4 separate regions of the Homo sapiens genome follow, and all the other regions are linked to region 2. A link is a loop called in an ENCODE intact Hi-C map of the cell type or tissue named here. Cell type or tissue: gastrocnemius medialis. All regions are shown on one strand. Each heading gives the region's core, and the rest is flanking DNA. Links, peaks and the distances in the headings are about the cores only.

What was found. Hi-C counts contacts between places; a loop is a spot of excess contacts. Peaks named below come from ENCODE experiments on the same cell type or tissue, not always from the same donor. Only the 100,000 strongest peaks of a DNase experiment are listed, where the experiment ranks them.
Region 1: it touches region 2 in a loop (3-fold over the local background); 4 of 110 quality-filtered maps call a loop at or near these places.
Region 3: it touches region 2 in a loop (3-fold over the local background); 2 of 110 quality-filtered maps call a loop at or near these places.
Region 4: it touches region 2 in a loop (2.5-fold over the local background); 44 of 110 quality-filtered maps call a loop at or near these places.

Annotation. Positions count from the first base shown.
Region 1 is chr3:187,954,326-187,962,354 of GRCh38, forward strand. It overlaps LINC01991 (long intergenic non-protein coding RNA 1991), which reads right to left. Exons shown (of 3, transcript NR_135538.1): 3 at 4,450-4,638. Among named protein-coding and RNA genes, the nearest start is that of LINC01991, 18 kb to the right of the region's middle. RefSeq lists an enhancer at 4,499-4,638. In gastrocnemius medialis, for the core only: no CTCF peak of the experiment used is centred there; DNase peaks (open chromatin) are centred at 3,198 and 3,516; H3K27ac peaks cover 4,801 bases.
Region 2 is chr3:188,262,658-188,270,686 of GRCh38, forward strand. The region is part of intron 2 of LPP (LIM domain containing preferred translocation partner in lipoma); the gene reads left to right. Among named protein-coding and RNA genes, the nearest start is that of FLJ42393, 88 kb to the left of the region's middle. In gastrocnemius medialis, for the core only: no CTCF peak of the experiment used is centred there; DNase peaks (open chromatin) are centred at 2,034, 2,349, 3,724, 4,494 and 1 weaker place; H3K4me3 peaks cover 2,611 bases; H3K27ac peaks cover 5,000 bases.
Region 3 is chr3:188,073,971-188,081,999 of GRCh38, forward strand. No RefSeq gene overlaps it. Among named protein-coding and RNA genes, the nearest start is that of LPP-AS2, 76 kb to the right of the region's middle. In gastrocnemius medialis, for the core only: no CTCF peak of the experiment used is centred there; DNase peaks (open chromatin) are centred at 2,461 and 3,381; H3K27ac peaks cover 4,189 bases.
Region 4 is chr3:188,155,280-188,163,308 of GRCh38, forward strand. The region is part of intron 1 of LPP (LIM domain containing preferred translocation partner in lipoma); the gene reads left to right. Among named protein-coding and RNA genes, the nearest start is that of LPP, 5.1 kb to the left of the region's middle. RefSeq lists an enhancer at 113-1,011. In gastrocnemius medialis, for the core only: no CTCF peak of the experiment used is centred there; a DNase peak (open chromatin) is centred at 4,382; H3K4me3 peaks cover 744 bases; H3K27ac peaks cover 4,898 bases.

The sequences.
Region 1 (8,029 bases), core at 1,528-6,527, 310 kb before region 2:
TGGATGTTTCTCTGGATTCTGCAGGCAGGGCCAGAAAATGTCAATGGTGATTGTGAACTGTTCTGGAAGAATAGGGTTTCCCTTCAGAAATAAAAGAGTACCTCACTGTGGTACCTCTCTGCCTGTGTGGACACACAACACAACCCAGCCCAGTCTGGGCCACCAGAGGAACCAGCTGGTCGAGCTTTGTGAACTTTGTCTTCATGCCCCGACACCCTACTTCCCAAAGCCTGGACCGGTAAAGTTCTTTTCACCAGAAAGGACAAGGGCAAGTGAGTGCAAGAGAGAAAGTGGCACATTTATCACTGAGAACCTGCTTGGGAAATGGGGGAAAGGGGAAGGGAAGAGATCTTATTTTCTAAGACTTGAGAAGGGAAAATGGAAGTGGGAGGGAAATCATCTGTGGCTTATGTTCTCTAAAGTTCAAAGGGAACTTGCTGCCCCATACATGATGTTGATTAGGGAAAGTATCATCTAGTTACACTGAACCCCACAGATTGGTAAGCATGAACTCAGAAGGGTCCCAGCTTTCTGATTCATCTGATCCACAAGCCTTGGTCAGCAAGCACGCAGTTGCTTTTGCTTTAAGATGACCTTATTTGAAATTCCTTATGTAGCTGTCACTGCCAGCACTAAAGCCTGGTCATTTACAGTAGCTGTCCTTTCTGAATTTAAATCTGATAAAACAGGCTGCGCCTGCCCCACACCTCCTAGGGGTCTAGATCTGAAAGGAGCCCCAGGGATCATCCCATCTAGTCTAACCCTGGCCCAGAGAGGAAGGGTCACACCACCAGGCAGTGCTGAAGCCAGGCCTGCAACACACTTTCCACTACCCCAAGATGCCCCCACTGGCTGTTCAATTTAAGGACATAACCCGTGAAGAAAGGAGATTGTGAAATGCTTCCACTAGAAGCCCAAGGGTGGCTGAAAGCCCAGATGCTTCTCTCTTAACCCTCCTAACCTAGTCCCAGTTCAGCAGTTTGCTTCCCACTGTTTCATGTTAACCCTTTTTCTCCATGAGGCCAAGGCTTGTCTTCCAATGAGCAGCTCCTTACAATAACTAAGCCGGCTTCTGCTTGTACCTTCCCAGACACCTCCACTGGCAAAACCTTTCCATTGAGCAATCTTCTTGTGAAAACTGACTCTTCTTTGCCCTTTACAATTACTCAGCAACTCTGCAAAACAGTAACCCAACTGTTTATTTTGATTTCAAGCTTGGGGTTAAAGGGCTAGCTTTGTCATTTTTTTTTTTTTATTCCCCTTGAGGAAGTTACTAGAGACCTCAGGGATTTCTTGTCTTTGACTCTTGACTACCAGCTTGACATGCCTCCATCTTCCACTAGCCCCCAGTCTGTGCCAGGTGACACAGAAGTTTCCAGGAAGGAAAGGGGATACTCCTCCAGAGGAAAGATACTTCCTAAATGGAGAGCTGGCATTCACTCAACCTTCCCTCCAACCACCCATCCCCAAGGCACCAACCTGCCCATGTTTTCAATGCATCTGCCAGGCTGCATCACTATCTCCCATGTTTGTTCTGTAGTTTCAGAGTTTACAAAGCACTCTAACCTCCCTCAATTCAGGGGATGTTCAGGACCTCCTGAAGGGTAGGCCACACAGGTTTGCATATTAGAGAGGAGATAATCATATATGTTTATGCTTATATCTGGGACTAACCTAATCAAGGTTAGAAATTATAGTCAGCCTCTTGACTCCACGTTCAGTGTTCCTTATAATCTTTCTTCTGCCAGCTACTCCCGTTATTTTCCATCTTGCATACCCAGCTAAAAAGAGTTTTCTAGAATACCATTCTTCTTCGCCTGCTCTCCCATTCACAAACTTTCAGCAACTCCTAAATGCCCATAGGATAAAATTCCAATGACTCTGCTTGTCTTTTAAGGCCCTCCACAGTATGACTCCATAATATCTCCCTAACATTATTTCCACCATGTCAGCATGGTGAAGCTATGTGAATTTCCCACAATGTCTAATGCACTTTTTAAACCTCTGGACCTTAACTTTTTTGTTTGTTTGTTTTTTGCTTTTTGTTTTTTGAGATGGAGTCTCGCTCTGTCACTCAGGTTGGAGTGCAGTGGCATGATCTCGGCTCACTGCAACCTCCACCTCCCGGGTTCAAGCGATTCTTCTGCCTCAGCCTCCCAAGTAGCTGGGACTGAGGCACGCACCACCACGCCCAGCTAATTTTTGTATTTTTAGTAGAGATGGGGTTTCACCATATTGGCCAGGCTGGTCTCAAACTCTTGACCTCGTGATCCACCTGCCTCGGCCTCTCAAAGTGCTGGGATTACAGGCATGAGCCACTACACTTGGCCTGGACCTTATCATGTTGCTTCCCCACACCACCCCACAGATCCATCTTCAAGGTGCTTCTTCAATAATGGCACCCATTGCTAGAATATCTCTGGATGCTCCCAGCACACAGTGAGCTCTCTCTTCTTAAATTCCATAGCTTGTGTAAACCATAATACTCTCTAGGCCTAGAGAGCAAATGTGCATCAGGCAGAAGTTAAGGCTAGCCTTTACCTGTCATCTCCCACCTCAGCTCAGAAAAGGGTCTCCCACCTCAACTCACATGCATCTGCTGGTGGTTATTTACTAAATATCAGGTTCAAAAATAGTTTAGGGTAGGGCTTGCCTTCTCATGGTTAGACAAATAAGAGAAACAGAAGAAAAAAATATTGGATCAAAGGTATAAAATTTCTATTTCATCATCAAAATACTAATTGTACCCTACTTTATCATAGAAGGAGGAGGAAGGGTGGGAAGAAAAAGGAAGACATCTAGAGGGATGGCTCAAGTTTAGAGCAAAGGTAACTGATTCCCATCTGTGGTTCTTCAAGGCCCCGGAAAGAACACACCCAGTGCTTTGGGTTTAACAGCGATGACCTTGAGCCATTTCACTTGGAGTCTCAGATTTCTGGAAAATGTGGGTAATTTTCTCTGCCCAGCCCATCTCACTGGATAATAGCTGTGAAAGTGCTTTGTAAGTGTAAATGCAAGAACTATGTGAGTGGTGACTAATTTCCAAAGGCCAGGCCGCCCCCAACCCCACCTTCAGAGCATTTCATCTGTTAAAATACATGAGACCATTGGGATCTGTAGAAGAGCAAACGCTCCCTTTTGCACCTATGCTGTTGACTGATGACCTTCTGGTGCTGGAAATGTCTTGTGATTCTTGGACTATTATTAGGGATGGTTAAACTGGTGGAGGGAGGCTAAAAACGGCCAGCACAGCCATCACTAACCTTTTGGTTTCCCATTTCAGGAACCAGTTTCAAAATAAAATCTTTTTTTTTCTTTTTTTTTTTAATGAGAACACATTTCTGTAGTTCTTCACAACACACTGAAAGAAAAGAGAATTTCACTTTGCAAGACTGGGGAGATTGTCTTTCCTGAGTTTGCTCAGCCCCAGCCATTAACCCTAGAACATTTGTTCCAAACTGGAACTTGAGCCTTGAAGTTCAGCCAAGTTGGGTGGACTTCCTGGTGCCTCCACTGCTGGCCTGTCTGAGCCCTGCCCTGGGACAAATGTACAGGACTCTAAATGGAGCAGAATCTCAGGGAACAGTAAAAGGGCTGGGGAGGGCAGAGTTTGGGGTTGAGGGACTCTGGGCTTCTTGCTCTCAAGTCCATATCTGCCTCTGAGTTACCCATGGGAATTTATTCCTCTCATATTTTCTTTCTTTATTTGTTATTTAATTCACCAAAATTATATATATGTATGGTGTACAAGATGATGTTTTGATATATATCTATACTATGGAATGGCTAAATCAAGCTAATTAGCATATGTAGCGCCTTATTTTTTTGTGGCAAGAACACTTAAAATCTACTCTGTTAGCAGTTTTCAAAGAGTTAATACATGCTGGGCTTCATACCTACATGAGGAGTTGATAGGTGCAGCAAACCACCATGGCACACATTTACTTATGTAACAAACCTGCGCATCCTGCACATGTGCCCTGGAACTTAAACAAAAAGCCCAACAAAATAATTAAATATATATATATATATTTATATCAATATAAAATGTATTGATGTTAACTATAGTCACCGTGATGGGCAATGAATCTCTTGAATTTATTAAAATGTGTCCTTTGACCAACATCTCCCCAGTCCCACCACCTGGCAGCCTCTGAGAATAACCATTTTATTCTCTGCTTCTATGAGTTCAACTTTCTTTTACATTCCACATATAAGTGCCACATTTTCATCTGAAATACCCTTGGGCTCCCAGGCTCCCATGTCCTGGCAGGCTTCAGTGAACCATCCACCTAACCGCCCCACTCCCCTAACACGCATTTGCAACCTCGCTTTAATTACCACCCCCATCTCCTCTAAAGCAGCCAAGATATTTTAAAACCCTTGTTTTGATCTTCTTTGCATATCAGTTACACTATTTCTGAGCGTGTTTATTTTTATTTTTTTTTTCCGGTGGTGAGCCCGTCGCTTTGAGCCCTCTGCTCGCACGTTTCCACTTCCTCTCACTTTCCTGTGCGTGGCTGTGGCCTCCGAGTGTGCTGCTCAGAGCAGGCCGGGTGATTCTCATGGGCCTGTGGCCTTTGATGGAGCCAGGGGAGGCAGGTTCTTCTACCACTGGTGCTCCCTTGCTCCTGACATCTGCAGAGGCAAGATGAAATTTCAGTTATGTTTCATTTGTTCCATCTCCCAAGGAAGTAAACCTGACTACTAGTCAGAAAAGGGAAAAAGGGCCCTTTCTTGGGCATGAAAGAGACCGGGGATTTAGTCCAAACTCTGACATTGACCTTAAGAAAATCCTCTTCCCTCTTGGGATTGAACTCAAAATTGCTGAAGCTCCCATGGATTCTAACCAACTGTTTTAACAATTAGCTATTCTAACAATGTGCTTTTCTAACAATTAGCAAAATCATTTACAATTGAAGATGAGCTTAGGATCAGCTTCTGAAATCAACAAGTTGGAGACACAGGAATGATTGAGGTGCTCCATGTTCAAGAAGTGATGCCTGAGATTTGTGGGATAAACCTTCTCTTTGTGATAGGATCTTGTGAAATGTGTATGATATGACTTGTGAAAAGTCCAAGCTAAACCCTTGTCATGACATACATCTAAATTCACATGCTTCCCAATGTTTTTTTATATACAGCATACCTAGAACATGGTATTATTTGTACAGCAAACTGGGTGAAAGAACAAGGCCACTCTTGCCCGGTAGCAACCAACTCATTAATTGTGGCTGTGCTGAGCTCTTCCTGGCCACTCCAAAGACTGAAGAGACACTATTTGGGCCCATTTGAAACCCAGATTTGGGAAAGTTCAGTTTAAAGGATTAAGTCAACTCTTTGTCTAATCAGAATAACAAGAGTGTTCTGGCCTATAAAAATCACAAAATTCTAGAGAAGACAAAGCAGGTAAGAAAGTGGGTCCCGAATCCAGACCACGGGGGTTCAGATAAAGACTCTACCATTTACCAACTCTATGTCTTTGGGAAACACTAAAGCTCAGTTTCTTCTATCTTTAAAATGGGAATAATAATATTCTCAGTGGCCATAGGACAAAATAAGGTAATGCATTTCAGTACATTCCAACTACTTAATAAATATTAGCTATGGTTATGGCTAATGCTAAACAGGAAATTAAAGATCATTTGGTCCAATCTTCTCATTTAAACAAAGAAGAAACTTTGACTTGATCAAAGTCACACAGATAGTTAGTAGCTGAACTGGGACTAGAACCTAAGTCTTCTGATTTCAGTCCTGTGCCTTTATATACTAAGGGGTATGATACTTCATTCTGTATTAAAAACATCCAAATTACTAAGTATGTAGGATGAATTATTTTCCACCAGAAGACATTTGGAAGGTAAGACTCTTCCTATTTGTTTTAAATTAGTTTACCGGTGACTCTGTCTTGAAGCATGGGCTTGAATGAGATGATTTCTCAAAGTATTGCCTCCTATTTTAGGTAGGTAGCCAAGGGCTGGCCTGCTTGGCTTTGGAAGGCACAGAAATGGGTACAGCGGTTGTACATCAGCATCTCAGATGCCAAAGGCTTCAGGTCACCAATACAGAAGTCCCATTTCACATATGAACATACTAAACCTCTGGTTGACTCAGAGCCACACATGTCCAACAGTAAAACAAGAACTAGAACTTGAATCTCCAACTTGATGCTGGTGCCCATTCCATAGATCTCACAAGGAGAAATAGGATTTAAGATCCACTGTTGCTGTATACTTGCCACTTCCTTCAACCCTATGAACGTGCTGACATGCCCTGCAAAGTCAATTGTTCATTTAATTGTGCTTTGTTCCTTTCTTTTTTTTTTCTACCTCCAGCCACAAAGGTTTGAGGTAATTTATAGGAAATACAATAATGAATAATGAAGAGTACATAAAAATAAACTACAATATCTTATCAATAAACCATAGGATATATAGGATTGTGCTTTCCAATGTGGCAGCCACAAGGCACATGTATCTATTTATATTTAAATTAATTAAAATTAAATATAGTTAAAATGTAGCTCCTCAGGTTCACAAGCCACATTTTAAGTGCTTAGTCACCACATGTGTCCAGTGGCTACTTATTGGACATTTCAGATACAGAATATTGCCGTGATTGCAGAAAGATCTATTAGACACTGCTGTCTAGACAGACAACCAAGTCATATATTCTTACACATTTGCAATAAAGCAGCCAAAATTTTGGCTCTGAGCTTCGTGTTGGCAAAGCCAAATAAAACAAAGCAAAATCAGTTGTGTCATCATCAATTCCTCAAGGGAAGCAAAGCTTTTCTAGCACTTAGACCTAAAAGAATTCCTCATATGGGGTTTTATAGAAAAGGCCACCAAGTGACAGAGCAAATAATGTCTTCAGAAACCACAAGAGACAATTTCAATTTATAATTCACTAAAATTCAACATAATGAAAACACTTCTCTGGTGAGAGGTTAGGATACTTACCTGGTTCTAAAGAGAGATACCTTAGTTACATCAGTCAAGTGAACTTGCTCTACAGAAATGACATTAGAACTGAGGCCTGAATGACAAGATGATGCAGCCATTGTAGATCCAGAAGAAGAACATCCAAACAGAAGGAAAAGTAAGTGAACGTTCTTCATATCTGAAAGTATTGAGCAAGTTTGAGGGAGAAAAAGGCCAGTGAACTTCATGGATGAGGCTGAGAGTGGAGGGAGATGATGCTGAACAGGCAGTTGGGACCAGATCATGTAGGGTTTTATAGCTCATGGTAAGAGGGTTTAGCAAAGAGATAAACTTATAATTTATGGCTTTAGAAAGATCAGTCTGGCTACTGCATGAAGAGCTGACTGTAGAGGGAAAAAGTGTGGGCAGGAAAAACATGATAATAGCTTGGAATAAGATAGTCAGCAGTGCAGATGGTGAGAAATAGTCTAATTTGACATATATTTTAGACGTAAAGTCAATAGGACTTGCTGAGAGATTACACATAGGGTTTCAGGGAAATAAAGAATATTAGAATGACTCAATTATTTGCGTTGAACGAATAGCTAGGAGGCCAGGTAGCACTTACTGTGATAGGGAAGACTTGAGGGGAAGGAATTCGGGGTAGAGAAAGACTAAATCAATAGTTTGGTTTGGGTCACAGTTTGTGTGAAGTGCTTTTTACATATACAAGTAGAGTTATGGAGTCTGAAGCTCAAGGGAGAAGTCAGTTAGAGATAGAGATTTGAAGTTTTCTGCGTATAAATGGTATTTTAAAGCCAGGGGACTCAATGAGTTCATCCAAGAAGAGTACAGACAGAATAGAGATAAGAACCCCAGAGCACGCCAAAATCTGATGTCGAGGAGAAACAGCCAGACAAGGAGACAGAAAGGTAAGGACAAACCAGGTGAGTGTGGGATCACAAAGCCTAGAGAAGAAAGTGTTTAAAGAAGTATGAAGGATTGACCATGTCCAATTCAGCTCAATAGTTCAGTTAGCTGAATACACTTCGACCTTGGAAATATGTAGGTCATTGGTGACTCTGATAAAGGCTGTTTAAGTGGAG
Region 2 (8,029 bases), core at 1,743-6,742:
CACTCTATCTCAGTTCTCTTTCTCCTCTTCTTTCTCTCTCTCCTCTCTCCTCTCTCTGTCTTTCTCTCTCTGTCTCACACACACACACGGGGAAAAAAAATCACTCGAGTTAAGAATCAGTCTCTCATTTTACAGATAGGAAAACTGAAATCTAGAACTTGTCTGAAATCATGTTAAAAAAAAAAAAGTGGTAATCTGTGCTCGAACCCAGGTCTCCTGAATTTTCGTTCAGTGCTTTTTCCATTCTACAGTGATGCCTCCTTACTAGGTCATAGAAACAGTGGCAGAGGGAGAAAAGGAAAAATACGTCAGCTCCAAAGAGTGCAGTTTTTTTTTTTCTGTGTCCTTTAGCTGAGCTATTTTTGTGACTATTCAGTACATGTACAATGCTGCCTCTTGGAGTGTTCCGGCTAGACTAAGAGGCCATTCACTGCTGACTGCAGCCATGCCATCCCTCCATGGAATCCTCGGCCCGGAAATCAGATGGGAACAAACTATTCCAATATACAAATCAAATTTCAGAGTCTGAGTGTACACAGAAAAATTACTGGATATCCTGTTGGACTATGTACATAACAATGACACAGTGATTTATGAGGGTATGATGGGGCAGAGGGTAGCGGGTGATGTTGGAGTTGATTCATCACTTAAGCGCTAATCCATTCACCAGCTCCAGTCAGACTTCAACACAAATGCCAAATTATTCATCTTCCCTAAATCCAACCCTATTATTTTCTCTCTCAAAACCTTCAGTTGCTTCCTTTTGCATATGGAAGAGAGCGTGGACTCCTCCATCTGGCATTTAAGGCTTTCTATGATCTGTCCTCCCAGACATTGATAGGCTGTGGAGATACAGTAAGGTAGTTGTTATGAGCCACACCTTGCAGCCAGGCTGCTCCAGCACCAAGCAACACTTTCCCCGGGAGGTTGCTGCACCTCCCTGCTCCTCACTTTCCTCATTTGTGGAATAGGAATAGGGTCATTGTGAGAATTAAATAAGTTAATATTTGTAAAGGGTTTAACAGTGACTAGCTCATAATCCGTCACGTAGAAAGTTTTTTCTTAGCTCATTTAATAAGTACCTTTCTAACCCATCACTGATAGCATTTTTCTTTTGCACCAGACTTCTTTCTAGTCATTGCTGGGAGCGTCCTCTCATTTTCCTGCCTCCCTGTAGCTGTCACTCTCACTCCTAAACTGTTGGCGTTCTCATTTTGGCTTGCCCAAATCTTACGCATTCTTTTAAGTCCATGTTCAAGTGAATCCTCACTGATTTTGTTCTTCATTCATCCCCTTAACAGACTTTTATGGAGGGTCTACTGTGTGCAAGGTGTATTATGTAGGAAGCCTTCCACAGTTCCCAGAGCTAGGTGAGCTCTGTCATGTAGGCCTGTCTTGTACATATCACCTTCGACATTGCTGAGCAGTTTGTGTTGGACATGTTTGATCTCCTCCCCTAGAATATAAACAGCTGGAGAGTAGGATGCTTATTAGTAGGTGCTTATTAAGCTTTCTTTAAAATGAGTAAGTGCACATGCTACCTTTTATAGATCTGTTACCTTCTAATGAAGGCAAGAACAATAGGAACAAACATTAGTTTTGTGTGTGTGTGTGAGAGAGAGAGAGACAGAGAGGGAGAGAGAAAGAGAGAGAGAGATTTTGAATGGGAATAATTATGAGGCCACATCTGAGGGCAAATAACCACTTCCAAGTTGAAGAAAGGCAAGGAGAAGACAGGAATGAGAGGAGAGCTGTAGCAGTCAAAGGAAACGGGATGAGAATATGTTATTCTCTGAATCATAAAGCATTTGCTCTGAGAAATGTTTTTCCTTAAGTGGTATAAAATGTAAAATGAATTGGGTCTTAGTTTTTCTTTTCCTCTTTAGGAGGTTGGAGCTGATTTTTAAAATGAGGTAGGGGAGGGAGGTGGGGTTTGGAGAAAGAAAGTGAAAATTGTTTTCTGAAACTCTGTTTGTCAAATAACTCTCTGGAGAGAAAGTTCAGAGGGTGAGGGCCTGCCAAAGCTGACCAGCAGCACACAGGCCAAATCGTTCTTTCGTCATTGTCCTGGTCACTTCCCCACCCCTGTTCGCCACCCCCAAACACCTTTTTTCTTCTCTCTCTCTCTCTCTGTGTGTGTCTCTCTCTCTTTCTTTTCTTTCCTTTTTTTTCTTTTTATAACATATGAATATTATAAGTAAGTAGCTGGAGAAAATAAAAAAGCAAAACAAAACACAAAGTAAGCAGATGATTTCAACCTGCAATTATTTGTCAGGTCATAAAAATGATGTGTCTTAGATTTATTTACCTGATCTCCTCATCTGTTTTCCACTGGAAGCCTTCTGCTCGCGTCACCCTTCTTCATTTAGTTCCCCAAACTTCCACCCACTTTCTGACTCAAAGCAGGAGAGAAGCATTGAACAAAACCACTGGATTTGGAGAAGAGAGAAAAGCAGCTTTTAAGAACTGACTTTAGAGGTTTAGCACGAATTAAATTCCTGGTCTTTTCTTTCTGCAGATTTTTCAGCTATTGTTGTTGTTTGTTTTGTTTTGTTTTGTTTTATGTTTCTTGAGTTTATCGCTAAAGATGCTTTTCCGTGGATGGCACAAAAGTTCAGCTATGGCCATGTGCTTACTGAAGGCCTGTATATGGAGGCATCACAGTGGCTGGCCTTGAAGAAATTAAGATAGTGAAAGAGGACCCCTGTCTGCGAAGAAAGAGCTCATGTTTGTGTGTGTGCTCATGCTTTGGGTGCTACAAGGAGACTGGTGTCTGGGGAAGGGAGGAAGGGTGATGGTTACAGGTATAGGTAAATAAGTTTTCCAACAGTTAACAATACTTGGAGACAAGCTACAGAGTGATCAATGCTAGAGTTAGGAACGCTGTGAGAAGGCAAGGTGTTCTGTTTGTGCCATTGGGGAGGGCTTTGCTGTGGGGATTGGGGGAAGGATATTGTTTTAGGCTTTGCTAGATGGCTAGGACTTTAACAAATAAGAAAGAAAGAGCTGAGTCTTTAAGACAGAGGGAATAGCAGAGACATGAAAATATCTAGAGAGATTGGGAGTGGGAGGCTGAGTCTGGAGGTGAGATATCTGTATCCAATCAGAGAAGTTTCCTATGCCTTCCTGTAATGTTGGAGGCTTCTTTTTTTTTTGGTAATCAGTAAGGAGCTGTCATGGGCTTTGTAAAAGGGCTGTGATAGGATTACTCTGGTGTGTGTGTGTGTGTGTGTGTGTGTGTGTGTGTATGTGTTTTGCTTTTACTTTATACATTTCAGAGTCTTTTTAGGAACTCTTAGGCAACCTTAACTCTGGGGAGTGTGCATTGCCTGTCTTTATATGTCTTTACTTCTCTGTTGCTGCCTGGTTCTGCTCCTTCTCATGCTTCTGTAACAAAGTGCGGCAATGCAGGCTTCTAGAAGGTGATGTGAGATCTCTGAGCAGACCATGTGTGTGTTCTTCCCATCCTTTTTTCCCCTCCCTTTCTCTTCCTCCTCCTCTTTCTATATCACCACCCTCACCAGCAGCAGCAGCAGCACTCCCCTCCCTAAAATAAATAAACCAGTCACTCCAAAGGTTCCAAGCACATTAGTCACATATCCCAGAAGTTTAATACAGAATTATTTTGACAGCGAGAACAAGAAGTGTTTTCTAGTTGAACGCACAGAACTTGCTTATTCCAACTGGGCTTTCTGCCGCACAGACAGATGATACGTTTTTTAGATGGATTGGCCGCACAGCGCAGGAGACTGTCGCTTCCCTTGGATACACAGCAAACTGCTCACTACCAAAAGTGGCTGGGGAGAAGATGTGAAAGGAGAGAGAGAGAGCGCGAGAGAGACAGAAGAGAAGAGGAGAGGGGAGGGGAGGGGAGGAGAGGAGAGACGGGGAAGACAGAGAGAGAGAGAGAGAGAGAAAGGAAATCAAGTTCTTATTATGTACATAACTTTCTCATTAATGGCTTCCATAAGTCACTGAGAGATTTCTTTGTGTTTATTTATTTATTTGGCTGCTTTGGAGCCATGAGTCCTTTTTTAAACCCGGGTTTATGTCTGTTCTAAAAAATGAGGACAGATCGAGTTATTGCCATGCGGGTGGCTCTCCAAGCATTCCAGTTGCATAGCTCTTCCAGAAATATTTCTTGACGCACTTATTTAGCACTTTCTATTGCCGTTACTGAGCAGATTACAGAATCCTCCCGGCCCTTTCACCAAACCCGTCTAGAGCTGGTATGGATCTACTTGTGCCTATCTGGCAGATAGAAAGATAGAGGAATGGGAAGGTGAAGTCCATTGTTACTCATGAAGGATTTTGACCAGTAACCTCAGAAGAGTCAGAAGAAGAGAAAAAGCATGTGCTCTCCTCTTTCCTGCTTTGCTTTTCTGCTTCCAAGTCCCTCCTCCAAGCAGGAAGATCTTTCCTGAGCAGCAGCGTACCTGGGTGTGAGAACCCAGAGGGAGTGTGGTGGAGAGACGTGAAGGGGTCAGTTCCTGGAACATTCTGTTCCCTCTAGCTCCCATGATCATTGACTTCTTGCCTCTCAAGTCCTTCTAGGGATCTCCAGGCTTTTGAGAGGCTCAGCTGACCTCGCTCACTGCTGTGCATGCTCTCTGGAGCTTTCTTGTCCTCTTTTGGTTGTTTCTTACTAGCCCCTCATTCCCAGGACTTTTTCTGAGGAATCTCTGTTAGTTCAGGTAATAACTGGCTGTGAAACCTACAATAGTAAGTTCTTTGGATGTCGGTGTTTTCAGATGTTTCTTCTTCATGGAAACTCTTTATAAATCCCTCACAAAATGGGATGTCAAATCTCAATATGTAAAATAATCAAAGTGCAGTTAAATGGTGGTGCTGTTGTTAAAAGGTGGAAGATCTCATAGGCTTCTAGCCAGGGCCGAGTTATCTCCCCAGAAGAGCTCTGTGCCTCTGTGGACCCACTTAGTAAGCCATTGTACTGGAGTTGCTTTAAGGCTCCCTACAGCCCTGATGACCTGTGCTCAGCATTCTTTCAGCTTTCTGCCTCTTTGTATATCTTTCAAGCTTGAGAAAGATCCTCTATAGATCAGGAAGATGTGTCCAGTAAGAGATTTGACCTTTGCTGGTTTCTTGACATGGGCTTTGATGAAACCCTTTTAGCATGCTCACTTTAGATGATTCTTCTCAAGGGGGATGTCAGCCCCAGGACCCCCCAGACCTCCATCCCTAAACCCGGGCTTGCGTGTCTGGCAACCCAGGGCCAGCACTTCGTTCTTACACTCAGCTGAGTGGTAGTCCTGCCACCATTGCTGTGGCTCTGGGACTATAGCCTCTGCCTTAGGAACACTTATGAGAGGAATCGATGGAATTCCAACTATTTTTAAGGATTTTTTTTTTTTTTTTTTTTTTTGCTGAGTTTGCATTGCAAAAGGAAGGTAGAGCACGGGCCATCTCTCCCTCCTCCACTTATATTTATTCTGCACCTACCTGCACGTGACACTCTGCTATTCTTCAGAGAAGGTTCTGACCTTTGTGACCACGCTTTACATTTTCACATTGCAAGGCAATTTCTAAAGAGCTTTTCCCAGCTAAGATCTCATTTGAGCCTCACAACAACTCTGGGGCAAAGGAGACTGTAAAACAAACAAAAACAAAAACAAAAAAAACAAAAACACAAAACCAAAACAAAAAACAACCCCCAAAAACCTTAGACAAATCTAATTCCACAGTTTAATTAAGCAAAGAACAATTCGTGAATTGGGCAGGCCCCAAACCAGATAATCTGGCACTGCCATTTGGTTGAAGAACATTTGTGGACAGAACAAAGAAGGTGACGGACAGAAAACACAAGTGAGGTACAGAAACAGCTGGACTGGTTACAGCTTGGTGTTTTCCTTATTTGAATAGGTTTGAACAGTTGGCTGTCTTTGATTGGCTGAAACTCTGTGAATGGTACAAGAGTAGGTTGCATCCTGTTTACACATCCTGTTAGGACGGAGGAGGCAGCTTTAGGCTAAACGTAATTTAACAAGATTCAATGAGATTATACCTGTACGCCCAAGTTCACAGTTAGGTAGAGAAGGATTGTGGGGATTTGAAGCTTAGGCTTACTGACTTACGCCATTGTGCCATATCATTCATTCTCCTCGTGGCAGGAATAATGAATGAATATTCTATTAACAGGTACTACCTATTAACCGCTTACATATATTTCAAATGTTACTAGGTAGATACTTTTTACAGGCCTATTTCATCTTCTCAACAACCCTATAAGGTAGAAATTATTATGTCCAGTTTGTTGATGAATGGCTAGAAATATAGAGAAGATAAATAACTTGCTCAAGGTTATACTTCACAGAATTGATGGACCTCGAATTCTAATTAAGATTGCTGCCTCCAGGGGTCTATCAGTATAGGATGTGATCTTTACCCATCCTGAGTCCTAGGAGATATAAAACATGCTGTTGAAATAACAAAGCTGGTTTGTGGGTGATCATATACTATAGTAAATACGACATACTGTTAAGGGTTAATAGGTGGCTGTTTTCTGTGTTTGTTCCTGGAGATCGTAATATCTTTATGCTGTTCCTTCTACTTCCTTTTTCAATTTTATGAGCTCCATGTTGAAATTATGAGTCCTTAACCCTATTGAACTGTGTGCCATTGGGCAAGTTGTTTCTATTTCTGGGGTATTGATTTCCCCGTCTCAAAATAAATATCTTTTCCTGCTCCGATCATTCTTTCCTTTTAAGTATTACCTGGCTGGTGAATGTTTATATTGAATTCTCTTTGTACAATTCCTTTCAACAATATTGCTTGGAATTATAAAAACTTAATAATTGTTTTAAATTGAAATGACAATTGCAGGTTATCCTTGCTTTCAAAAAGATTTTGTTTCTGAAATGTAGCTTGTTAAAAGTTTGGAAATAAAGCATCACATGAAGAAATAAAGTTATATCAAGAAAGATGCCTAACACATGTTCTGATTGGCTAGCTGGTTGTGCCTTTTTTTTTATGTGTGTGTGTGTGTGTGTGTGTGTGTGTGTGTGTCACTCTGTCTCCCAGGCTGGAGTGCAGTGGTGCGATCTCGGCTCACTGCAACCTCCGCCTCCTGGGTTCAAGCGATTTTCCTGCCTCAGGCTTCCCAGTAGCTGGTACTACAGGCGCGTGCCACCACGCCCTAATTTTTGTATTTTTAGTAGAGACGAGGTTTCACCATGTTGGCCAGGCTGGTCTTGAATTCCTGACCTCAAGTGATCCACCCACCTTGGCCTCCCAAAGTGCTGGGATTACAGGTGGGAGCCACTACACCTGGCCGTGCCTTGTTTTTTAGTATCAGTTTTTTCTTTTCTTTTCTTTTCTTATCGTTTCTTTTCTTTTCTTTTCTTTAGGGTATGATTCTATTTATTTGAAGTTCCAGAAAAAGCAAAACTAATCTGTGGTAATAGAAAATCAGAGTATAGTGGTTGTTCGCAGGAAAGAGGTGGTATGAGATTGCCTGAGAATAGGCAAAAGAGAACTTTTCAGAGTGACAAAAGTATTCTGCATCTTTGATAGGAGCACGGATTACTTAGATGCTTTCCTTTTTCTCAACTGGCCTAAGTTTCTTTTTCTTTCTAATGCTTGTATAAGAACAACCTTCGTTCCCAAACACACAGACGTGTGTGTGTGGACACACACACACACACAAACAATTCTTCAGAAAGAAAGCCTCTTACGTGTGTTAAACTTGCCACTTTTTTCTCAAAATGTGCTTTGTATTTCTTTGGGTGAGCAAAAGAAGAATCTTCCTCTTCTCAAGTTCAGAGTTTGAATCAATTCTTCCTGTCTTTTGCATTTCAGTAAATGTTTCCTAGATGGATTCATCGGTTTTCCAGTAAAGACAAACAGCTCAGAAGCCAGATTACATTCATACCCAAGGCCTGAGTTCTGTGACCCAGGCATCAGAGCTCAGTGCCATATATGGCGAAAAGAGGAACAGGAGCAGGAGTGGAGGGAGAATGCCAGACATGCAATGCATTCCTCAGAAATGTGCATTCATAACTGGCAAAACAGG
Region 3 (8,029 bases), core at 1,262-6,261, 190 kb before region 2:
TGTCTCGAACTCCTGACCTCAGGTGATCTGCACACCTCGGCCTCCCAAAGTGCTGGGATTAGAGGCGTGAGCCACCATGACCTGCCAAAATGCCATTATTTTTTATTCTAAAAGATAATTGCCAAATTTGACTCCAAATATATTGTATCAATTTTCAGACCCACCAACAACATATGAGAGGATCTTTTCTTATGACCTAGTTAAAATTTGATTTCATTGATCCTTTTAAATCTTTTACCAGTCTGATAGTAAAAAGAATTTGGATTGTTAATGTTAATTTGCCTTTTGAATATGATGTTTCCTTTTAAGGAAAATAATAGAAAGTATTGACACGTCTCCAGGGAGACCACAATATGCTGGAAAGATTAAGGTCTCTGGGGTCGAAGGGCCTGGGATGATTTTTCAGATCTACTACTGACAACATGGCCTCTGGCAAGTTGCTCACCTCTCCCAGCCTCACTCTCCTGTCTGTAGAATGGAGACAGGCGGCACTCTGCCTTCATACAGATTGTGCAGTAGTTGTCATGAAAATGCTTCTTAAATGGTGCAAGTAGCTCTTACCTGACTTTTAGAAGATGATATACTGAGGCCGGGTGTGGTGGCTGACACCTGAAATTCCAGAACTTTGGGAGGCCAAGGCAGATAGATCACTTCAAGTCAGGAGTTCGAGACTAGCCTGGCCAACATGGCAAAACCTCATCCCTATTAAAAATACAAGAATTATCCTGGTGTGGTGGTGTGCACCTGTAATCCCAGCTACTCTGGAGGCTGAGGCAGGAGAATCGCTTGAACCGGGGAGGCAGACGTTGTAGTGAGCTGAGATTGCACCACCACACTCCATCCAGCCTGGGCAACGGCGGGGTGGGGGGTGGGGTCTGATGGGGGATGGGGGAGACTCTGTCTCAAAAAAAATTATACAAATAAAAATAAGAAGATGTTAAATTGGTGCTCATTGAGGGCTTACATATTCTCAAGCACCAAGCAACGTCCTTACGTAGCTACAATGGCCTATGTCTTATGTTGGAATATGTTTAATCAGAATTTCTTAGCAATCTGAAAGATTAGGCCTTTGAGTTTTTTTTAGTTTGCTTGATTTTGTCTTTGTTTATTTACATGTCTCATTTTTTATTTAATAGAAGCAAATGCAGAACAAGGCCTGGATTAGCTGATCAACAGTGGGATGGTGTGTTTCCTAAAGCCCAGGATCTCCACCTCACCCAGGGAAATGTTGCAGTCTTTTCTGAGTTTATTTCTACTATAAGAATTGCACTATCATATTTGCTAGAGGTCAAAGCATTTCCTACTTTGGGAAGATGGAAAATTTGATAAACCTAATACACAATGAAACTAATTATCAGACACAGAAGCCCAGAGGGGTGCAGAGAACATTTTTCACGCTTTGGCCCTAGAGCCCCATTTCCCCTTTCTAGAAGCATCTCACTCTCAGTCCACGAGGTCTGAGTGGGACCTGTCCCCAGCCCTGGGGTGGAATGCATGGCTCAGGCCTACATCAGTTAGTGCACTGCAGTCACCAGCCCCCGTGATTGGCTCACAAGAGGGCATGTGATAGAAGAAGCCTCATCAGAGCGAACCTTAGGGTTTTTGCAGAGAAGGCTGGGACAGAGAACTTTCCTACTTCCCCCACTGCACATTATCCTAAAGGACTTCACCCTGGAAACTTATGGAGGTCTTCTTGAGAGAAAAGAGAATGTTAGAATGGAGGTAACATAAAGGAAGAAGAGCTAAAAGATGGAGAGAGCAAAACCAGATCCCAAGAACACAGCCAAAGCCAGATGTCCTCCTGGCATCTCAGTTGTACAAGCTAATCTGTTGTCTCCCACATTCCCAACCATGTGAACTTTTTTTTTTTTTTTGGCTGAGTCTGATCTATCACTTGCGACAACTGGCACTAGTGGGGCCCCATGCACACGCACACAACCACACTCAATATTTCTTTCCACATGCGGAAAGCAGGATGGTGTCACAGCAGAAGCCCAGGCCTGGAAGGCAAGAGATCTAGGTCTGTCTGTGGCTTTGTCTCTTTGACATTCAACTTCTTCAGCTATAAGGTGGCTGGGGAAGGGGGAGGTTGGACAAATAAGCTCAAGATGCCTTCCTGCTCTGACACTCTCTGAATCTGTCAACCTGAACGTCTTGGTGCTCCTGGGGCCATTGAGATTGCTGGATCCTGATTCTTTGAAGCATTTCATTCATTATGGTAAAGAAGGGTTTAAGTGGCCACCAACAGAGAGACGTGAAGTACATGAAACAATTAGGTTCTCTGTATCTCCAGCAGAATTGGCCCCAGAAGAGGGTCAGGCTTTGCAAAGACACAGAACATTTTTCCCGCTGGGCTCCTTGGGAAAAGGTCTCAGCATTATGGAGGGTGTCTCTGGCTATTCACAGCTTGCCAGTGGGAACAGCCAAGAAGGAGAAGAGGTCACATGGCCAGGCCTGCTGCCGGCACAGAGTGTTCTGTGCAGCTGATGGCTGGGCAGGGATGAGGTTTGCCCGATCCCCTGCTGAGGCTTCCTATGAAAGGTAGGCCTGAGAGTTGCCAAAACATATTCTGCAACAGGGTCTATGAAGGTCACCATAAAGCAGGATTCAGACTCCATATTAGTTGGTTATCTCTTCTATACAGAATGTTATGCCAAGCATTTCTATATATATTCCTTTTGTTTGTTTGTTTTTGTTTTTGTTTTGAGAGGGAGTCTTGCTCTGTCGCCCAGGCTGGAGTGCAGTGGCGTGATCTCAGCTGACTGCAAGCTCCACCTCCCGGGTTCATGCCATTCTCCCACCTTAGCCTCCGGAGTAGCTGGGACTACAGGCACCCGCCACCATGCCCTGCTAATTTTGTTTTTGTATTTTTAGTAGAGACGGGGTTTCACCATGTTAGCCAGGATGGACTCGATCTCCTGACCTCGTAATCCACCGGCCTCGGCCTCCCAAAGTGCTGGGATTACAGGCATGAGCCACCATACCGGGCCTGCATTGTGTATTTAAACCTCACAACAACCTGGTTGTCCCCTAATATCACTTCCAGCTTATAGGTGTAGAAACCATAGCTCAATGAGCTGAAGTTGCAGTAATTTACCCATGGTCACACAGTAACAGAACCACAGTTAATTTCCCTAAAAGAAGACAAGATAAGGGCTTGCATGGTGATCTTGCCATGCCATGAACAGGAGCTGCAAACACAGGGATCAAAACATGTGCTCCAGTCGCTTCTCACAGCTGCTTTGGTAAACACTCTGAGACAGTGTGTGTCACTTTCTTGACTGGACTGTGAGTTCTTGGACATCAGGGCCCTGCATGATCCAATTATATGTGTCTCCCACAGTTCCTTGCACAAAACAGGAATGTGAAAAGCAGTTTCTCTCTGGCCAACCACTGACCCCAGAGAAGGATTGGCCCCAACCAAAGGTCAGCAACTGGATGTACTTCGGGGCCAAGCAGGCAGTGGAAACACAAGAAATACCCAGCAAAGTATGAGACAGAAGTGCGTGGTGGAAGACTAAAGGAACAAAATGTACGGGACTGGCCTAAGTCATTCAGGTCAAAAAGTTTCAGAAGGAGTGTACAGCCAAAGAAACGAAAACAAAAACAAAACCAGGAAGACCGAATGGGGCCCCAGAGCATCAGCTTACAGCCCTCACTATGACTCCACCCCGACCATTTAGTTTGATGTGGAATTGACAGGTATCCCTCCCACACTGTAACTCCAGTCTTCCAAGATGGAGACCATGGCTGAGACACTTTATGTCTGGTTCTCATTTAACGCAGCATGTGGCACAGAGTAGATATTTAGTAAATGTTTGCCAAATAAGCTCTTAAAATTAAATTTTTCCAAACTGGTATAAGCCTCGCGACGACAAAGATGTGTGAGGAAAGCTACTGACTTAGTTTCCACTGACTTAGTTTTTCTAGTTTCACTGGAAACCAGAATGTTGATTGTGTTGTTTGGATGGAGAACCACCCATAGCAAGTGTCTGTATGTATCATAATACCTAGAGGATCTTTTGGATAACTGGTTGGCCTCCATACTCTAAAATAAGAAATATATACAGCTCTTAATTCTGTAAGATATCTAATCAATCACTGATTCACTCAACAGGGATGACACTGAGATGATAATGGTGAGAAAAAAACAGATGTAACTGCCTTTCCTTGTGGAACTTATGGTCTAGTAATCAGCTAATCACATAAATAAATGCAAAATCATAGTACAACAAGTGCTCAGAAGCATATAGCACTTTAAGAGGCCTGGTTTGGGAGGATCAAGGAAGTAATGCATGTGTTGGCTAAAGAGGAGAAAAACCAGCAGATTCAAGTCCCCTGTGGAAAAAGTAGACTTTTCCCTGTGGAAAAGCAAAGAAGAGGATGTGTAAGGCCGACGTGGCCAAGCCCTGGAGGAAGTGAGCATATGGTTTAAGAGGCTGATAGAGGTCAGACCATTCCCAGTTTGTAGGCTTTGGAAAGAATCCTTGTCTTTGTCCTAAGAGCAATGCGGTGTATCTACTCTGCTAGAGAAAAAGAATAGTCGAATAATGCTATAGTTCTCCCTTCCTCTAACCTGCACTCTTTACACAGGCTTTTATGTTGCTGCCCACCTTCTCTCTATGTGGGATGTGGCAAGGGAAACATGTTTTAAACTCTTGAAGATGTAAAAGTTATTTCCTTCTTAGAGTCTGAGCTGCAAATGGCATTTCTCTCTTAGTGTACCACGACATTGCCACAGAAACACCATTAGATACCCCTCTGGGAGCAGAAGCTCAGAGCCCTACCATTAGTTACTTTATGTCCAGTATCACATCAGCCAGCAGTTTCTCATCTTTTGGATTAAGCAGACCACATTTTAACCTAAAAAATATAGGTGTCCCAATTAATACTACTTATCCTTTAGAAATTCTGATACAAAACCTTTCACATAGCACTAAAATAAGAGGAATACTTAGGTATAAACCTAACAAAATATGTACATGATCTATATGTGGAAAACTGTAAAACCCTGATGAAAGAAATCAAAGAGCTAAATAAATGTACATGGCTAGAAAAACTCAATATTGTCAACATGTCAGTTCTTCTCAAATTAATCTATAAATTCAACCCAATCCCAGTTAAAATCGTAGCAAGTTACTTTGTGGATATCAACAAACCGATTTTAAAGTTTATGTGGAAAGGCCAAAGGCTTCAGAGCAGCCAATACAAGCTTAAAGAAGAACAAATTTGGAGGATTGACACTATCTTAACTGAAAGACTTACTATAAGGTTACAGTAATCAAGACAGTAGGACTGGCAAAAGAATAGGAAAAAAAATCAACAGAACAGAATATAGAGCCCAGAAATAGACCCACACATGAAAAATCAACTGATCTTTGACAAAAGAGCAAAGGCAATTCAATGCAGAAACAATAGTCATATCAACAAATGGTGCCAGAACAACTGGACATCTACATGCAAGAAAGTGAATCTAGACATAGAACTTACACCTTTCACAAAATATCAATTCAAAATGGGTCATAGACCTAAGTGCAAAACACAAAACTATAAAACTCTTAGAAGATAACATAAGAGAAAATCTTGATGACGTTGAGGTTGATGATGATTTCCTAGAAACAATGCCAAAAACACAGCCTATAAAAGAAAGAATTGTTAAGTTACACTTTATTAAAACTAAAAACTTCTACTCTGTGAAAGGCACTATTAAAAGAATAAAGAAACAAATCACAGACTGGGAGAAAATATTTGCAAAACACATATCTGGTAAAGGACGGTTATTCAAAATATACAAAGAACAGTTAGAACTCCAGAATAAGGAAACAAACAATGCAATTTAAAAATGGGCAAAATATCTGAACATTCACCTCACCAAAGAAGATATACTGATGGAAAATATGTATTTATAAGATGTTGCACATCATACATCATTGGGGAATTACAAATTAAAATAACAAAGACATATTAGCACCTACCTATTAGAATAAAGATAACTCAAGAAACTGACAACCAAACGCTGATGAGGATGTGGAGCAATAGTAACTCTTATTCTCTGTTAGTGGGAATGCAAAATGAAATAGACACTTTGAAAGACAGCTTGGCAGTTTCTTACAAAATTAAATATACTCTTACCATACAATCCACCAATCACATTCCTTGGTATTTAATCAAATGAGTTGAAAACTTATGTCCATACGAAAACCTGCATATGGATGTTTACAGCAGTCTTATTCATAATTACTAAAACTTGGAAGCAACCAAGATGTCCTTCTATAGGAGAATGGATAAACAAATTGTGGTATATCTATACAGTGGAATATTATTTAGCAATAAAAAATGAGCTAGCAATCCATGAAAAAATATGGAGGAAACGTACATGCATACCACTAATTTTTTTAAAGCCAATCTGAAAATGCTACATTCTGCATGATACTGTCTATATTACATTCTGGAAAAGGCAAAACTATGAAAGCACTAAAAATATCAGGTGTTCAGGGGAGAGAGGAAGGGATAAATTGGTGGAGTACAGGGGACTTTTAAGGCAGTGAAACTATTCTGTGTCTATAATAGTGGATGCTATAATGGTGGGTACATGTCATTACACATTTATCAAAACCTGTAGAATATTCAACACAAAGAGTAAACCATAATGTAAACTATAGACTTGAATTAATAACACTGCAACAATATTGACTCATCAACTGTAACAAATATACCACATTAATCCAAAAAGTTAATAATAGGGGAGGCTGGGGAGAGAGGTAGGACAAGGAAGTGTATGAGAAATCTATACTTTCTGCTCAATTTTTCTGTAAAACTAAAATTGCTCAAAAAATAAAGTATGTTAATTAAAAATTCTAATGATTGATAAAATATATGGTGACAAAAACTGTGGTTTTAGTGACATAGTTTTAAAAATTGTATTTGATTTATCACAACAGTATCCGCAATACACTTGAGAAAACAAGTATATATGAGTAAAATATGTCTATTTTTTGCAGTCTCTAGACAACCTTGAGCGCATATATGGAGCTCTTACAAACTCCACAGACCTGAAAGAATACAGTTTAGGAATCATTGCTGAAGGCTTCATAGACTTCTCTTGATTTAATGAATGAAACATCTCCTTAGAAGATCGGGAGTATACTAGCAGCAGGTCAGTGTTGCTGGTGTCAAATCTCTCTTTCTTGACGCCAGGGGACTCTAATACCTTTCTCACTGCAGAGAAGGGAGGACAAAATGAGAGGTTTTATGTAAAAGCATCTTACAGAGTGCCTAGTACACTGTAGCTGCTCAGTAAATATTAACCAAATCTGAATCCGGTGTTGTAAAGGAGATCAATTATCAGGTGCCGGATTGGACTGACTGACATCCAATGTCTCCCCCTGGGATCTGTGACTCATGCCCCACCCCCTTTTAATGCTTTGGAAACTCATTTTTGTTATGAGCTCAAAGCTTTGTCAACATAAGACTGAGTATGGGAAATAGCTGCAAATAGCAGGAGAAATTTTAGGTGACACCCTATCTCACCCACTTTCCTGTTCTCCCTCATATCTCATTTTCTCATGTGCACCTAAAATCTGAGACTCAAAGGAAAAACTTCAGTGGAATTCAATACATCTCAGTGTTTAAGAAGAAAGTAAAATTTGTCCTCCATAGTGATATAGTAGCAGAAAAATTATAGAAAGACACTCCAAAATTACAGTGTTCTGGAGGAATAAAATAGATGCCTCTTATAGATAACAAAGCTCTCATTGCATTTATTCACTGGCAGTATTTATTCATTTAGCTCCAACTGTGTGTGAGGCACTGACAATGCTGGGTATGGGGCTGGCTGGCACTATTTGATAAAAATGTCCTTTCCATCCTGATCCTTGTAACCTTGAGTACATAGGGATCCAACCATTCCCATCTGCTCTACTGTGGTCCGGGAGCCTCTGCCTCCCCCATTTGTTGGGCAAATCACCAATCCTACCTTTGTAATGGTGAAAGGCCGAGAAACAAAGCTCCATGAGAAAATATTTTAAAA
Region 4 (8,029 bases), core at 1,357-6,356, 110 kb before region 2:
GAACTCAGGGTCTTCTCTGGGGCTTTTGCTAGTACCAAACTCACTTAACTGTGTTTCCAGTCCCCTTTCTCTTTCCATTCCTTCCCCTTTTACTAAATCTCTTGCCTTTCCTGTAAAATTCACTCTCACTAAGGTGTTGATGACTTAATGGCTTACCTTTCCCTGCACATGTGCATTTTAAGAAAGCCTAAAGTGAAGAAGGGGAAAGTGTGGCTAGGCACCTTTACAAAGCATCTAGCTCCCTCTCCCATCCTCCCCCTTCCTCAACTCTTATAGATAGAAGAATAGGTAAAGGTCCACGAAGGTGGGTGCTAGACCTAGAGCCTATGGTCAATAATGGTGGACAGTGGGGGGTTAGGACATCCAATATGGTTTTCTCCACTTCGTCACCAGTTTTTCTGCTTGCACAGTTCCTGCCAGCACCAGGGGGCAGTTAAAGGAAAAAGTGTGTGGGCCAGGCACGGTGGCTCACGCCTGTAATCCCAGCACTTTGGGAGGCCAAGGCGGGCGGATTGCCTGAGCTCAGGAGTTAGAAACCAGCCTGGGCAACATGGCAAAACCCTGTCTCTACTAAAAATACAAAAAATTAGCTGGGTGTGGTGGCGGGGAACTGTAGTCCCAGCTACTCGGGAGGCTGAGGCAGGAGAATCGCTTGAACCCGGGAGGCAGAGGTTGCAGTGAGTTGAGATCACACCACTGCACTCTAGCCTGGGCGACAGAGGGAGACTGCCTCTCAAAAAAAACAAAAAACAACAACAACAAACAAAGGAGAGTGTGCATTTTTGCATTTAATTTCTACAATGCAGGCCCCAACCCCAACACCCAAAACTTTATAGTCTAGAATGTAGGCTCCAGAGGGGATTACCTATTCTGAATGGTAGGGGTAAAAGCCTGGGGCCTTAGGGTCTGGCAGTCCCCCCAGAGGCAGGCTCTCTGTAAGCAGCATGGGTCTAGAGTTGGTTTTGAGTGTACGCAGAGGGAGGAGAAGCTGAGCTGATGAGCTGATTGCTGTGGCTGGGACTTGAGTAGGATCTTTCTTAGAGTGACACATTCTGGTGAAGACAGTTCCAGGAAATGATGGACGGGAGAGGAAACTTGGTTATAAAGGGGCTTAAAAATGCCAGGCTAAGGAGTTTGGATATATCTTAAATTCATCATTTGAGGGTTTTGAGCAGGCTGAGACATGATTTAGAGGGGAGGTACTGGCATCGAGAAGCCCCCTGCTGCCCAATTCCAATGAGAGAGGTAATAATTTGGCCTAAGAATATTATTGGCTTGGCACGATGGCTCAAGCCTGTAATGCCAGCACTTTGGGAGGCTCGAGGCAGGTGGATCACCTGAGGTCAGGAGTTTAAGACAGCCTGGCCAACATCGTGAAACCCCGTCTCTACTAAAAATACAAAAATTAGCCGGGTGTGGTGGCATGTGCCTGTAGTAGTACCAGCTGCTTGGGAGGCTGCGGCAGGAGAATCACTTGAACCTGGGAAGAGGAGGTTGCAGTGAGCCGAGATTGCACCATTGCACTCTAGCCTGGGTGACAGAGTGAGACTCCATTTCCTCTGCTGCGCCCCACCCCCCCAAGAAAAATAATATTATCAATTGGTTCTTGTTCATTTACTCGACATAGGTTACTGAATACCTATTACGTACCATTGGCAAATATGAAAATTTTATAGCAGATTCCTGTATTTTATTGAGACAAATACGTTGTATCGAATCAATTGTAAAACACACTTTTTTCACATTTTAATATCACTGAAATGTGGTTGTCTTATTACAATGTACCATAGTTGTGCAGTTGTTTTTCATCCTAAGTTGGTAATGGCACATCTTATAGTTGATGGCTTAAATCTGATAAAATTGTTCATCATGTCGTTTATGAATGTACAGTGCTTTGCACTTTATAAAACACTTTCCAATCAGATACTCCATTTGAATCTCAAAGGTCCCCTGAGAATGAGGCCTGCTGCTGCTGTCACCTTTATTTTAACCCTTGCCCAAGGTCATATAGCTAATTAGGGATGTGTTCAAAATTACAACCCAGAACTTTTGCTTCTTGGTGGTGACGTGTGACTTTACCCTGCTGTTGAGCCAGTCTGGGTTAATTGGGAATGGGGCAAGAGTTAGATCGGATTTGATTTCAGAACTATGCTGAAGATGCTGGATGATGGGGATTTTGTACACGGGTAGAGTGTAACTCATAAGAACTGTGTAGCCCCCTTAGCACAGATATTTGCTGCATTAAGCAGAAAAAAGACAGGGAGATAGAAAATGGCAGGTAGCAGGTAAAACCCGGGGTTGGAGCCTGCTTACGGTGAACCAGAAACTGGCTTGGCCCTGAGCGTACAAAGATGAGGTGTACATGGTCCCTGCCTTTGAGGAGCACACAAGTGTGTGGTGTGTGTGAGGGGGAGGGAAAAAGGTGGAGTGGGGCATGTCCGTGTATTAAGTGCTTTTACAGGGTAAGTTTTGGCTGCTCTTCACTGAGAAGGCTCACCCTCAGGGAAACCACTATAGAGAGGGGGGTGTCTGAGCTGAACCTCTAGGAATGAGTAGGAGTTGTCCAGGTGGAAGAAGGACAGGTGAGAGAAGGACCTATTAGCAAGATAGTAGCAGATGCAGAAGCAGGGAGAAGCTGCTTTATTCTCCAGGCTGTGTTTTGAAAGGCCAGCCATGAAGAGGACCATGGAAAATGGAGAAAGAAGAGGGCCTTTACTTTTTAATAAGTAAGGTTTAAATTAATCTCGATAGGGGCCGTTAAGTGGTTCTGTAGAGATTCACAGGAGAATAAGGCTGGGTAGGGTCTCTAGCGTCATCTCTGTGGGAGTAGTTATTTGGATGGTAATGCAGGAGGCATAGTACCACTTTTAGTCTGAGTGAACCTGGGACTTTGACCCTGGGCCGCGATTAGAGGATCCAAGCTGAGTATGTTCATTGGTGGGTGGGACTTTTCCTGGAATCTGGCTTTGGAGGGCTGTGCTTTGCTAGAAGAAACTTAGTAGAGTGAGGAAGGGGAAGATATAATCATGTTGATGCATGCAGGAAGCTAGTATCTGGGTGAAAATCTGTTGGCTTGAGGGAACATATGAGGCGGAGAACCTGAGGGCAAGGGGAAGGGTGGAAGGATTTCAAGTGTGTTGTGGAAGTCTGCTGTAGGCTGCCTGGAGGCTTGGAGAAAAAGGCTGGTGCATTCTAAATGTTGGTCACATCAGTGAGATTGGTAGGTGGATAGGTAGCTGTAGGTAGTGTAGGGATTAATGTTTGGAAGCAGGTAAACCACAGAGTTGAGGCTGGAAAATGTTTCCTTTCCTATCATTCTTTTTTAATAGTAATATAATTTTGAAATATTTTCAAATGCTTACCACCTGTTATGTAATTATCATATTGATTCATTAAAGTAGGTTTTTTGATTACCAGTCTCATTTTGCAGATGAGAAAATGAATTTGGTGAAATAAGGTTACACAACTACCAGGAGGCATTCAAACTTCTGCCTCATTCTTATAGCCTCTTCACCACTCTTTTCTATGCCCACATGCATGAAAAGCTCAAATCGACATTGCTTGTCTGTGTTCTTCCCTGGAATTTAATTCAGCCCACATTCGTGGGGCCCTAGTGGGGTCACAATTGAGGATTCACATGGACAAACGGGCTTCTCAGTCCCACACTGGTGCTGTTCTAGCCCCTTTTTCTCTCTTAAGATGCTACCTTGGGTGTCGTCTCTCCCCAAACCTAACTGGAAAGGACTAAGCCTCTCTAGCAAATCATCTGCCTCTTTCAACAGAGCTCGCTTCCCCAGTCCCTTGTTGTGTTAAGAATGTGATTTATTCTTGTAGAGAGGCAGTTAGGGTCATAAAGTAACAGAGTGGGGAAGTGACAGTCTTGAACTCAGTCATTACCTTTGATCTCACGGCTCCGGTAACGGTGCTATATGTTCTCTGGTGCTGAACCATATAGCTTCTGCGTCCTCTAGGAAAGCTTTCTGGCTCAGGGCTCTGAGGGAACACCTACAATCCTTCCTATCACCTACCTGAGTCAGATGGGTCATCTACATTTTGGCCACTCACAGATAAAAGCATTAATAATCTGTTTATTGTGTTGTGAGAGGAGACAGACCCCAGGATGTTCAGTAGCTGTTTGGTGAATGAACAATGTTTATGGACACAAATAAGCATGCATCACCACTTCATCTTACATATTTGTGTGTCTGCCTCCTCTCCACTTTAAAATAAGCTGCTTGAGGATTGCAGTGATGTCTGCTTGTTGATGGCTGTATTCCCAATGCCCAGAAGAATGCCTGACACATGGTAGGCACTCCAGAAATACTTGCTTGATGAAGAGAGGGAGTAAAATAGTTCACTGCAGCCACAGGATAGCAATCATGGGGGAGCGGGACTGTTTTTACTGCCCCAGAACCTTGAGCCAGTTGTTGCTGGCACAGGTGGCATTGGGCAGTCCTGCCAGCAGAGTGAAGATTGAGGGACTGGGAGTGTAGAGCTGAGGGTTGTGAGATTAACTATGCCAAGGTTAATTGCAGTTGCAACTGCTCTTTCACTTTTCCCTCACACAGACAGGTGGTCTGGAACAGTCCTCTGTTTTCTTCTCTTTTGAGACAGAGTATTTTTTTGTTTGTTTGTTTGGTTTGTTTGTTTTGAGACACAGTCACACTTTGTCACACAAGCTGGAGTGCAGTGGCGCAATCTTGGCTCACTGCAACCTCCACCCCCTGGGTTCAAGTGATTCTCCTGCCTCAGCCTCCCAAGTAGCTGGGATTACAGGTGCCCGCCACCACTCCCGGCTAATTTTTGTATTTTTAATAGAGACGGAGTTTCACCATGTTGGCCAGGCGGTCTTGAACTCCTGACCTCGTGATCCACCTGCCTTGGTCTCCCAAAGTGCTGGGATTACAGGCGTGAGCCACCACGCTCAGCCTTGAGATGGAGTTTTACTCTTGTTGCCCAGGCTGTAGTGCAATGGCCCGATCTCGGCTCACTGCAACCTCCGCCTCCCAGGTTCCAGCGATTCTCCTACCTCAGCCTCCCAAGTAGCTGGGATTACAGGTGCCTGCTGGCACGCCTGGCTAATTTTTGTATTTTTGTGGAGATGGGGTTTCACCATGTTGGCCAGGCTGGTCTTGAACTCCTGACCTCAGGTGATCCGCTGGCCTTGGCCTCCCAAAGTGCTGGGATTACAGGAGTGAACCACTGTGCCCAGCCCTCTGTTTTCTTAATCCATGCCTTTTCTTATGCTGTTTTCTCTACCTGGAGTTTCCAGCCTTTCTGTCTCTGCCTGTTGTAAACCTGTGATTCTAGGATCAATATCAAAATCTACCTTGTGCCATGAAGCAATTTCCAGACTCCTTAACCCTTCCAACCCACACGTATCTGTGATCAGATACAACTCAATTTCATGTATTGAGTTCGGTACTTGTGTACAAAGTGATTACTGTATGCCAGGCAGAAATGCTAGATACTGGTTACAAAGAAAACTGAGATAGGCTCTGCCTTCCAGAGTCTTCCTTCTATCATAGGAAAGAAACTGAAAGAGAAGATGCTAAGGCTCTAATAAAGTAATGAGCAAAGGGCTAATGGGAACATGGAGAAAGGAGTGACCAATCATCTAGAAGAACTGGTGAATGCCTATGGAAAAGAAGACATTTGGTTGGGTTTTGAGAAGTGAATAGGAGTTTACATGGTGGATAGGAGTGGAAGAGCTTTCTAGCCATAGGGACCTTGGTGTATGTGCACAGGCCTGAGGCCTAAAAGTATTTGAGGAATATAAATGTGTGTTTGGAGATCACTGTGGGAGATGGGGCTGGCTAGGGAGGGTTAGTTGATAAAGAGCTGATGGGCCAAGCTAAGGATGATGGCAGAGGTGGGAGGGAGCAGGAAGGCTTTTATTATTATTATATTTTGAGCAAAGGAGGGCCTTGTTGGATCTGTATTTCAAAGAGCTCTGGTGGCAGACTGAGGGCAGGTTAAGACCAGAGGCAGAGTCCCAGCTTAGAAGGCTGCTGAAGTATTCCAGGACAGGAGAAATGGGCCTGTATCGGGTCAGCAGCGTACGGAGGGAAAAATGGATTCCAGAAACTGTTTGCTGCTAGAATAATATCAGGTAGCTTAATTCCTACTTTTGTCCTTCTAATTGTTTGACAGCTTATCCATCTTGGCTGGGGAAAAGAATTTTTTTAATGTACACCAAAGTTTGTAGTCAACAGGAGAAGCAGCAAGCTGCCAGCCAAGCATGGACTGGGGCCTTCTTGGCCAGAGTGAGCTGATCCCTTGTTATACAGATGAGGAAACTGAGGCCCCAGAAAAGGGACAGAGCTGCTCAATCACACCCTTGTCAGCTGAAGTGGAGTTGGGTCACAGCCTTTACTCCTAGGCCAGCCCTGTTTCCAGGTATTTTTCATTCTCAATTTCTGCTGTACCTCACACCTTCCTTCCCCACTCCACCCTCCACTAGGGGTTTCTCTGCTTTGGAGAATTTTAGGAGAGGATGTAACTTGGAAATTATGGTATCTTAGGCTTGAAACTTGCGCTTCATACTTAGAAAGCAATCAGATTAAGATGGTTCAGTTTGAGTGTGTGTGGTCTGGCGATTTATTTATGTAACTGCCATGGATGGCTGCCATTGATGCTTGTTTGTGAGAACCAAGCTATGCTTCCATGCTAATATCAAGGTTCCTTGCTTTTGACAGCTCCCTGCCCCTGCTCTCTACCATTCTCCATTAATATTTACTTATTTTTGCTTGCCTAGAAGTTTTTAGGCAATAGTTTTAGATCCATTACAAGGTAGATCCTCCTGTGTTTGTCTTCCCTATTGAACCTGCCCATCACAATGTATCTCACAGAAACCATGAGTATTTCATAGCCTTCATAGCACTTTTAATGTAGCAAATACATTTTATAATCATTTGTATTACTTTGTTCCCAAATATAATGCAAGAGACAAGTTGGCTAGATCAGTCTTATCTTGCAGATATTGGTCGGGAGTTCAAGGGTCATAAAACTTTCCTAACTGGGGTGCAGGGCCTTAAGTGGCAGAGTGAGAATCAAACCCCCCTCTCCAAAACTCCTGTCTTGTTCCTTAACTTTTGCAAATGAGCATAGTTGATGTGAACATCCCTGCAAGCCCTTTACACAGGTGAGAAGTAGTTATTATTATTTCACTAGTACTAATTAGTAGCATTAGGTGACTATATTCAAGGCTTTGGAAGGCAAGACTAAAAATCAGATTTGGGACAGGGAGTTCAAAGATCTGGGCTTCACCATACCGGATCATTTTGGCAATAGTGGTGATTTTTGGTGTAGGGAAAACAAAGACCTATGTTTGGGCTAACCACAAGCCCTGTGATCTTGAACAAGTTCTGGAACATCCCTGAGCCTAAATTACCTTTCAATGGAGATCCTGTGATCTATCACAATGCATTTGTGAGAATCAGGGGCATTTCTGTGATGGCGCTTTGTCAGTGGTAATGCAGTCTGTACATGTGTCCGATTCTGGGTGCCCAGCGGGGCATCTGGCACACAGTGATGACACCTTACTGTGCTTGTGGGGCTGAAAGGATTTAGACCTAGACAACTCCTAGTTCAAGTCCTCGTTGTGCTGTTTAATACAGGGTGCTCCCTTGGTGGTCACAGGCACTATTTGTTTTCTCCACGTATTCATTTTTAGATCTCTTATTAATGAGGTCACCACAGTTGAGTATAGTGTGCCCGCAAAAGTGGGATGAGTGCCACAGACATTCACGGGCATTTCCAGGTTGTGCGCTGATTTGTCACCAGTGGATGGCTGTGCAGTGTCCCTTCTTCCACTGCCACCATCCCACCTTCTCTTGGGTTTTGTTTGCACTGTTTGTATCTGTTACCCGTGGAGGGTCTGCTTCTACTGTTGTAATTGCTTGTGTTGTGACTTTGCATCATAGCTGGAGATCCCTCTGTAGTTCAAATGGAAAGCTGGTGTTGAAGGTGAAACCAGGTCTTCTTCAGAAACTTGTGTGGGAACCTTTCATGGGCTGGATAAGCATGA